Regions from separate parts of the Homo sapiens genome. Here region 1 is linked to region 2. Evidence: chromatin contacts called from ENCODE Hi-C or POLR2A ChIA-PET data. All regions are on one chromosome and are shown on one strand. Each heading gives the region's core, a stretch centred on a gene start or an enhancer-like site at or near the end of the contact. The rest is flanking DNA. Distances are from core to core; before and after follow the strand shown. Region 1 holds the start of LINC01933 (long intergenic non-protein coding RNA 1933). Region 2 holds the start of GLRA1 (glycine receptor alpha 1).

Region 1 (3,263 bases), core at 408-2,907, 34 kb before region 2:
AACAATCAAGGAGAAATGCAGTGGCCTGTTTCATTCATAGCATCCCCGAAATGTAGAGTGGGAAGGAAACCCTGGTGAGTTTATCCTTGATAAGTAACCAAAATAATACTAAGAGCAACTGTTAAGGATTTTACGTATATTATCTCATTTAACCCTCACAATCCAGTAGTGTAAGCTCTGTCTCCATTTCACCGCTAAGGCAAGTACATCCAGAGATGTTTACTTCTTGCCCACACAGCACAGCCAGTATTTAAACCCAGATTTAACATCAAATCCTGTTCCCACAACCTCCACACCACATACTGCTTTACTTTGGCTAGCCTCTGGTTGAATATCTCAGCTGCCAGGAGATTTACTACCTCACAAGGTGGCCCAATTCAGCATCTTCCCGAATTGAATATTCCTCCTTGTAACTTTGTCCAAAAGACCTCCAGGGGTGTCCAAGGGAGAAAATACAATTATGGGTTCTTAGTTTCTGATTCTGGTTAGGCCACCAAAACCCCTCCCTCATCCCTCTTTTTCACTTATCACTAGAGACAGAAACTAAAAACCATGGCTTTCAGGCTGCTAAAAGTCTAAAACAAAACAAAACAGAACAACAATAAAAATAAGGCAGGTTGGGCAAGCTTGATAGACTCTGACCCCACCTCCACTCACCCACAGTGTGTTCCATCATCTCCTCCTTCCCTATGGCAGCCCTTCAGAAGTTTAAAGTCATTGATCACCGTGAACATTCTTACCTCCAGGGGAAAAGCCTCTCTCATCCTTTTCCTTGTTCTCCATATGGCAAGGTCTTCAGCTCCTTCCTCTCTTACTCACATTCTTCAGAACACACTCAGGTTTGACAATGAGATTCTTAGAGAACTGAACCCATATTTCCAAGTGTATCCCAGCCAGAAGAGAATGCAGAAGGACCATCTCCTCCCTTATTCTAGGCTTGCTACTTCTGTTAATGCACTCCAAGAGCGGCTCATCTGTATCAGCAGCCGGGTCACATATTGGCTTATGATGGACTTGCTCCCAAATAGCTAGGACCTCTCTAGATATTTTTCACACATGGCCTTCTTAGCTAGTGTGTGATCAGCTGAATTGTTCAACAATTAGTTGGTTCTAAGCAGAATGCAATTAAATAGATCCCACCAGACAAAACCACCAAAGAAAACTCCAGTGTTCTATCCCACTCGAAATCCTTTTTTCTTCATGAAGTGACTGTTATCAGTTGGTCCAACAGGAATAGAACATCCTGTTCACCAATAAAATAATCACTGCTCCTTATAAGCCCTGAGGCCTTTGTTTTATCAATCATTTCCATGTCAGTAACAAAAACTACCATTTTAAGCACTGACTATGAGATACGCTCCAGGCAAGTTGATTACCCTAACACTTAATGATAATCCTACACGTTCAGCATTATAATTTCCTTTTTCCGGATGAAGAAACTGAGCCACAGAGGAGTTTAGTGACCTGCTCAAGGGTTCACAACTGTCTTAACCTTTTTTTTTCCTGTCAGTGCCAGGTGTATTAGTCCGTTTTCACGCTGCTAAGAAAGACATACCCAAGACTGGGTAATTTATGCAGGAAAGAGGTTTAATGGACTCACAGTTCCACATGGCTGGGGAGGCCTCACAATCACGGTGGAAGGTGAGGAGCAAGTTACATCTTACGCTGCTGGCAGAAGGCAAAGAGAGATCTTGTGCAGGAAAACTCCCCCTTATAAAACCATCAGATCTCATGAGACTTATTCACTATCACGAGAACAGCACAGAAAAGACACGCCCCATGATTCAATTACCTCCCACCGGGTCCCTCCCACAACATGTGGGAATTGTGGGAGCTACAATTCCAGATGAGCTTTGGGTGGGGACAGGGCTGAGATTCAAACCCATCTTTGGTACTGGATCCAAAGCTCACACTTTTTCCCCCACAACACAATGTCTTCCAAGTCCAAAACTTCCTGCATTGGCCCATACTGGGCTGACAAGTTTCTATCTACTTACGTAACTTCTTATTTGATTGTCACAAACACCCTAGGATTTGGGGACAGGATAAACTAAAGGACTTGTGCAAGTCCCAAGGGCTGGTCTTCTTTCCGAGTTCTCACTGGTTATTCTCTTCTTGTCCTGCATCCAGGCACAGAGGCCCCTCATTCTGCCTTGTTAATCTATGTTCTTGTTTCTTGCCGAGGATCTCAGAGCTCAGAGGGCCTCTGCAGGTCAGAGGGTTGGAAAGGGCCAAGTTACTCCCCTGCAGAGAAAACCAATCAATCTTATGTCGACCCACCTGCTCTCAAAAAGAGCAGCTGATCAGCCACAGCTGATAAAAAGGAGGTGATTTAAAGGTCAAATGAAGGCTGGATGTCTATCTGCCCTCCTTTTGTGACAAATGTATCTGAGATGTGAGCACAGTGAGATGGTGTTATTTTAAGATGGGTGGCTTATCAGGAAGACTGAATTCACCCAGCCTGTGTCAGCTCCATTTTATAAAATGCAGTGTCCAGGAGTTACAAAAGGTAAAGCAATGGGGTGAAATGAGCACTGGAATAGGAGTGTTTTTCCAGAATACATATCAAGGCTTGGCACCAGCTACTGGTCTTTGGGCCTACTGCTTGAGCCCTTTGAGTCTGATGTGGTTCATCTTTAAAATGAGATTATACAAGCCACCATCATAACAATGCTATGATAAGAAAGCAGAATTGCCTCTTGGATTCCTAGTCTCGTGTTGTACTATACAAGAGATGCAAGAACCCTCAGAAAGCAGCTAGCAAAGCTGGTTATAATTAGTGTAATCCTATAATCTCCTCCAATCCCCTAGCAATCACCAGCACCTCTCTGAAACCTCAGTTCACCAGGATATAGTCTAAAGACCAGCTACCTAACAGTCCATTTTTGAAATGGGAAAACTGAGGCCCAGAGAAGTGAAGTGACTCAAAGCCTTGAAGTGAGTTTATTACAGAATCAAGACTAGAATGCAGGACTCATAGTTCCAGTTTAGTGCACTTTTATTTATTTTTTTCGACAGGGTCTCACTCTGTCACCCAGGCCAAAGCATAGTGGTTGATCACAGCTCACTGCAGCCTCAACCTTCCAGGCTCCAGCGATCCTCCCACCTCAGCTTCCTGAGTAGCTGGGACTACAAGCATGTGCCACCACATCCAGCTAATTTTTTTTTATTTTTTTCTTTGTACAGTCAGGCTCTCATTATGTTGCCCAAGCTACAATTTCTAATATGACATGCTAGTATGGCTTGTTCCTCTTTCCATGTGT
Region 2 (3,138 bases), core at 538-3,037:
ACTATGCAGAATATCATGGAAATTCTAGACTGTGGGAGCCAATAACAGAACCGGTAGTGTGGGGTATGCTATTGTAGTACAGGGGGAGGGGAGGGGAAATCCTACTGGTAAGAGGCTAGTAAACAAGACTTTTCAGATCCTTTCTGCTTGGGAGAAGGCCTAGCCTTGGAGGGAGCTGAGCTGATGAGTATTCTTGGGAGATCAGCCAAAGGAGTTTCTAACGTTATTGGGTAAGGAGGAGGGGTTGTCCTCTCTCAGTAGCCTTGGGCGAGAGAGTCCCCAGAGTCCCAATGAGTTCAAATCAGCCAGAAAATCCTTTAAAGTATTTATCCTATAGTCCCACAGCTTGGGGAAAATCTGATTAACTCCATCTCACCAGATGGGCTTTACAGTGAAATGTATAGCTGGTTTCTAAGATTCAAATAAGGTGGGAAAACAGAGGAAGAAATAACGAAATGTGAGTCATAACACATCCCTGTGTGTACAACTTGGCTCTGCCATCAATTTGGAGCAAGCCACAGCTCTGTGAGGCTCAGTTTCCCCAGCATATAAAAGGCGAATAAAACTGTCTCCTGTCCAGTTGGAAGAAGGTGCTTTTATTCCCTCTCAAAAGGGTGCCAGCCACAACACCTCCCACTCAACGCTGGAAACTGCTCAAAGAATTTCTCTCGTATTTCCCTGCTGCGGTGACCCTGGAGGGGGTCTTTATCCACCAGACTTCTTTTTGGATATTCCTCCTTTCTTTCTAGGGCCAAATATTATAACTTCAGAGCTCTTTTAAAAAAAATCAGGGATCTGGTTCAACTCTTCCCTTTTAAAAGGATAAATTGAGCCCAGAGCACGTCTTAACAAGGAACCATGTGTTTTACTCACATACAACTGCATTCTTTAAAAATCAAGGCAACCTTTTGAGAGACCTAGAGAGATTAATTCCATATCCTCTCTCACCCCACCGCTTACACGGAAAGAAGCTTGGGGGTAGGAAGGGGATTGCGCAGATCTCGTCCAGCACTCTAAGCGTTAAATTCAACCCGGAGTCTAACAGGCTATTGGCCGAATACCGGGAGAAGATCTGGTTTTCGTAGCCGCGGGCCAATGAACACCTCGAGTGGGAGGGTTTGAAGATACTAAGGAGTTTTCCCCCTTTTTTTTTCCCCCTCAACCCCCTCCCATCGGCTATCACCCCTCCCATCCCCCACGCCTCCAGTTTGTTAAATTAATGCAGTAAGAAAGTCTGAAGATCTGAAGGAGTCTTGACCAAGGGAAGATGAGCGAGCTCAGAAAACCGAGATGCATCTGAGACATTGGGCTTCAGAGCCCCGCGGGGTAGCCAGGGACCCCGGTAGCCCCTGAAACTTGCCCTGGGCTCTCTGACGCCTGCGGCCCCGAGCAATGGGACACCTTTTCTGCAGTGATCACAACTTATTCGGCGGGGACCGGGAAACAGGAATAGCAAGGCGACAGCAGACCCGCACAGAGGCAGGAGAACGAGATTCCGAGACTGGATTGCGATGCGCCAGCCTGGCACACTCTCCGAGATTTAACTGAAGGCAGCGCCGTCAACCGCTTTCCCCTCGCCCCTAACCCCCTCAGGCCGGCCCAGAGCCATAAAGCTCTGTTCTCTTTACCCAAGATGCTCGCCCAATCCAACGGTCCGAGGCCAGCGCTCTGATCTCCACAGAAGATTTTTTTCCTTGCAGGGAGCTGGCCGTTTAAACAGAAAAACAGGGGTTTAAAAAAAAAAAAAAAAAAAAGGAAATATACCCACCCCCAAACGTGCCTCCCCAGCGCCGCAGGGAGCCAACAGACACGCTGGAGTTTAACAAACAGCAATACTCTTCGCGCTCCTGAAAAGCAGGTCTGGACGCTCTCCGTGGTGCTGAAACGCCTCGCAGCCGCCGCTGTCCGTGGTATCTACGACCCCCTCGCTCCAATTTCCCCTGGGGCTCTCCCTCCGCGCCCCTGTTCCCCGCCTCCCTTTAACATCTGGATTATTTTTTGCAATAGCGCTTTCTGGTTTTGTAAGTGCCAATTTGAAACATTTTTGCCCCCATAACTCGTGGACTACAAAGCACAAGGACCTGAAAAATGTACAGCTTCAATACTCTTCGACTCTACCTTTGGGAGACCATTGTATTCTTCAGGTATGCAATTTTCTACTGACCACATCGCTCTGATGGAAATGGGGGGAAAGAGTACGGAGGCTACCTCTGTCCGTGGTCCCATCATTTTGGGGAAGAGGGGTGCTGTATTCCACTGCAATCGGGTCCTTCCATCCCCCGTCTCCCTTCTCCCCCCTCCCACCCCCCGCCACCCACCCCACCCCCGCCCGCAGGGTGTCTGGCTTGTGCGTGGAGGTCTGAGACAGTCGCTGTTCTGGCAGCTGTTTGCCTGTTTCTTACGGTTTGTTTGTCCTTCTGTCTGCTACACCCCCCACTATTGGTCCCCAGCCCCACTGCATGTTGGCTTTCACTCGGCTGAGGACTTTAAAGGGAAGCTTTAGGAGTTACTCAGTTTAATTAGGACTGCATTCTCCCTAACCGCAGTGCCGAAAACCTCAGCTTTCCCGTCTGGGAGCCAAGTGACAACTAGCGGTGACGGGGAAGGTTGCACTCAAACTCGCTGGACACAGATCATTTCATTTTCTGTCCTTTTTTGCTGTTGTTTTCTTTTTCTGCGAAGAGGGAGGGGGATTACTAAGGCTGAGTGCTTGGAAACAATAGTATTATAACCTCAGTGTGTAAAGCCCTGAACTTGGGTGCAGAGTGGATCTATTTAGGAACATACTGGGAAACATTTCCCTTTTGAAACTTTGACTGCCTCTTTCCCCAACCCACCTTTCCAAACTCTGTTAGCTGCAGATCCTGAACTCATGAGCAATCTTCATTTGCTTTGTTTTTAAATTTATGCTTATATTTGACTCAACAGCTGAGTTATCCCATCCACTGTCTCTCAGGTTAAAATTTTCTGCCTGAAGACTTGTCTTTCTTATGTTAGTAGAAGTGAAAAGTGAAAAATCACCTCTTTAAGAAGCATTGAAATAGATAGTCCTTTAGTAAGTGTGTGAATCATACCATCTTCAGAGATGGCTATGATAAATTCCACTTATATGAATTGAAAAACATTATTCTTCTTCCA

Evidence for each region. A loop is a pair of places that touch in the nucleus more often than their neighbours do. ChIA-PET counts read pairs that join two places held with the same protein, here RNA polymerase II (POLR2A).
Region 1: a map of Calu3 shows a loop between it and region 2 (4-fold over the local background). The contact joins the promoter of LINC01933 here to the promoter of GLRA1 in region 2. A Hi-C loop is called at or near these places in 1 of 168 maps with a recorded cell type or tissue (Calu3). POLR2A ChIA-PET finds 5 or more read pairs at or near these places in 2 of 52 experiments (Panc1 and activated T-cell).

The regions. Positions count from the first base shown.
Region 1 is chr5:151,957,292-151,960,554 of GRCh38, reverse strand. LINC01933 (long intergenic non-protein coding RNA 1933) reads right to left here and starts at 1,657. Exons shown (of 3, transcript NR_109876.1): 1 at 1,601-1,657.
Region 2 is chr5:151,923,500-151,926,637 of GRCh38, reverse strand. It overlaps GLRA1 (glycine receptor alpha 1), which reads left to right and starts at 1,787. Exons shown (of 9, transcript NM_000171.4): 1 at 1,787-2,144. The coding sequence starts at 2,089. RefSeq lists a silencer at 1,295-1,507.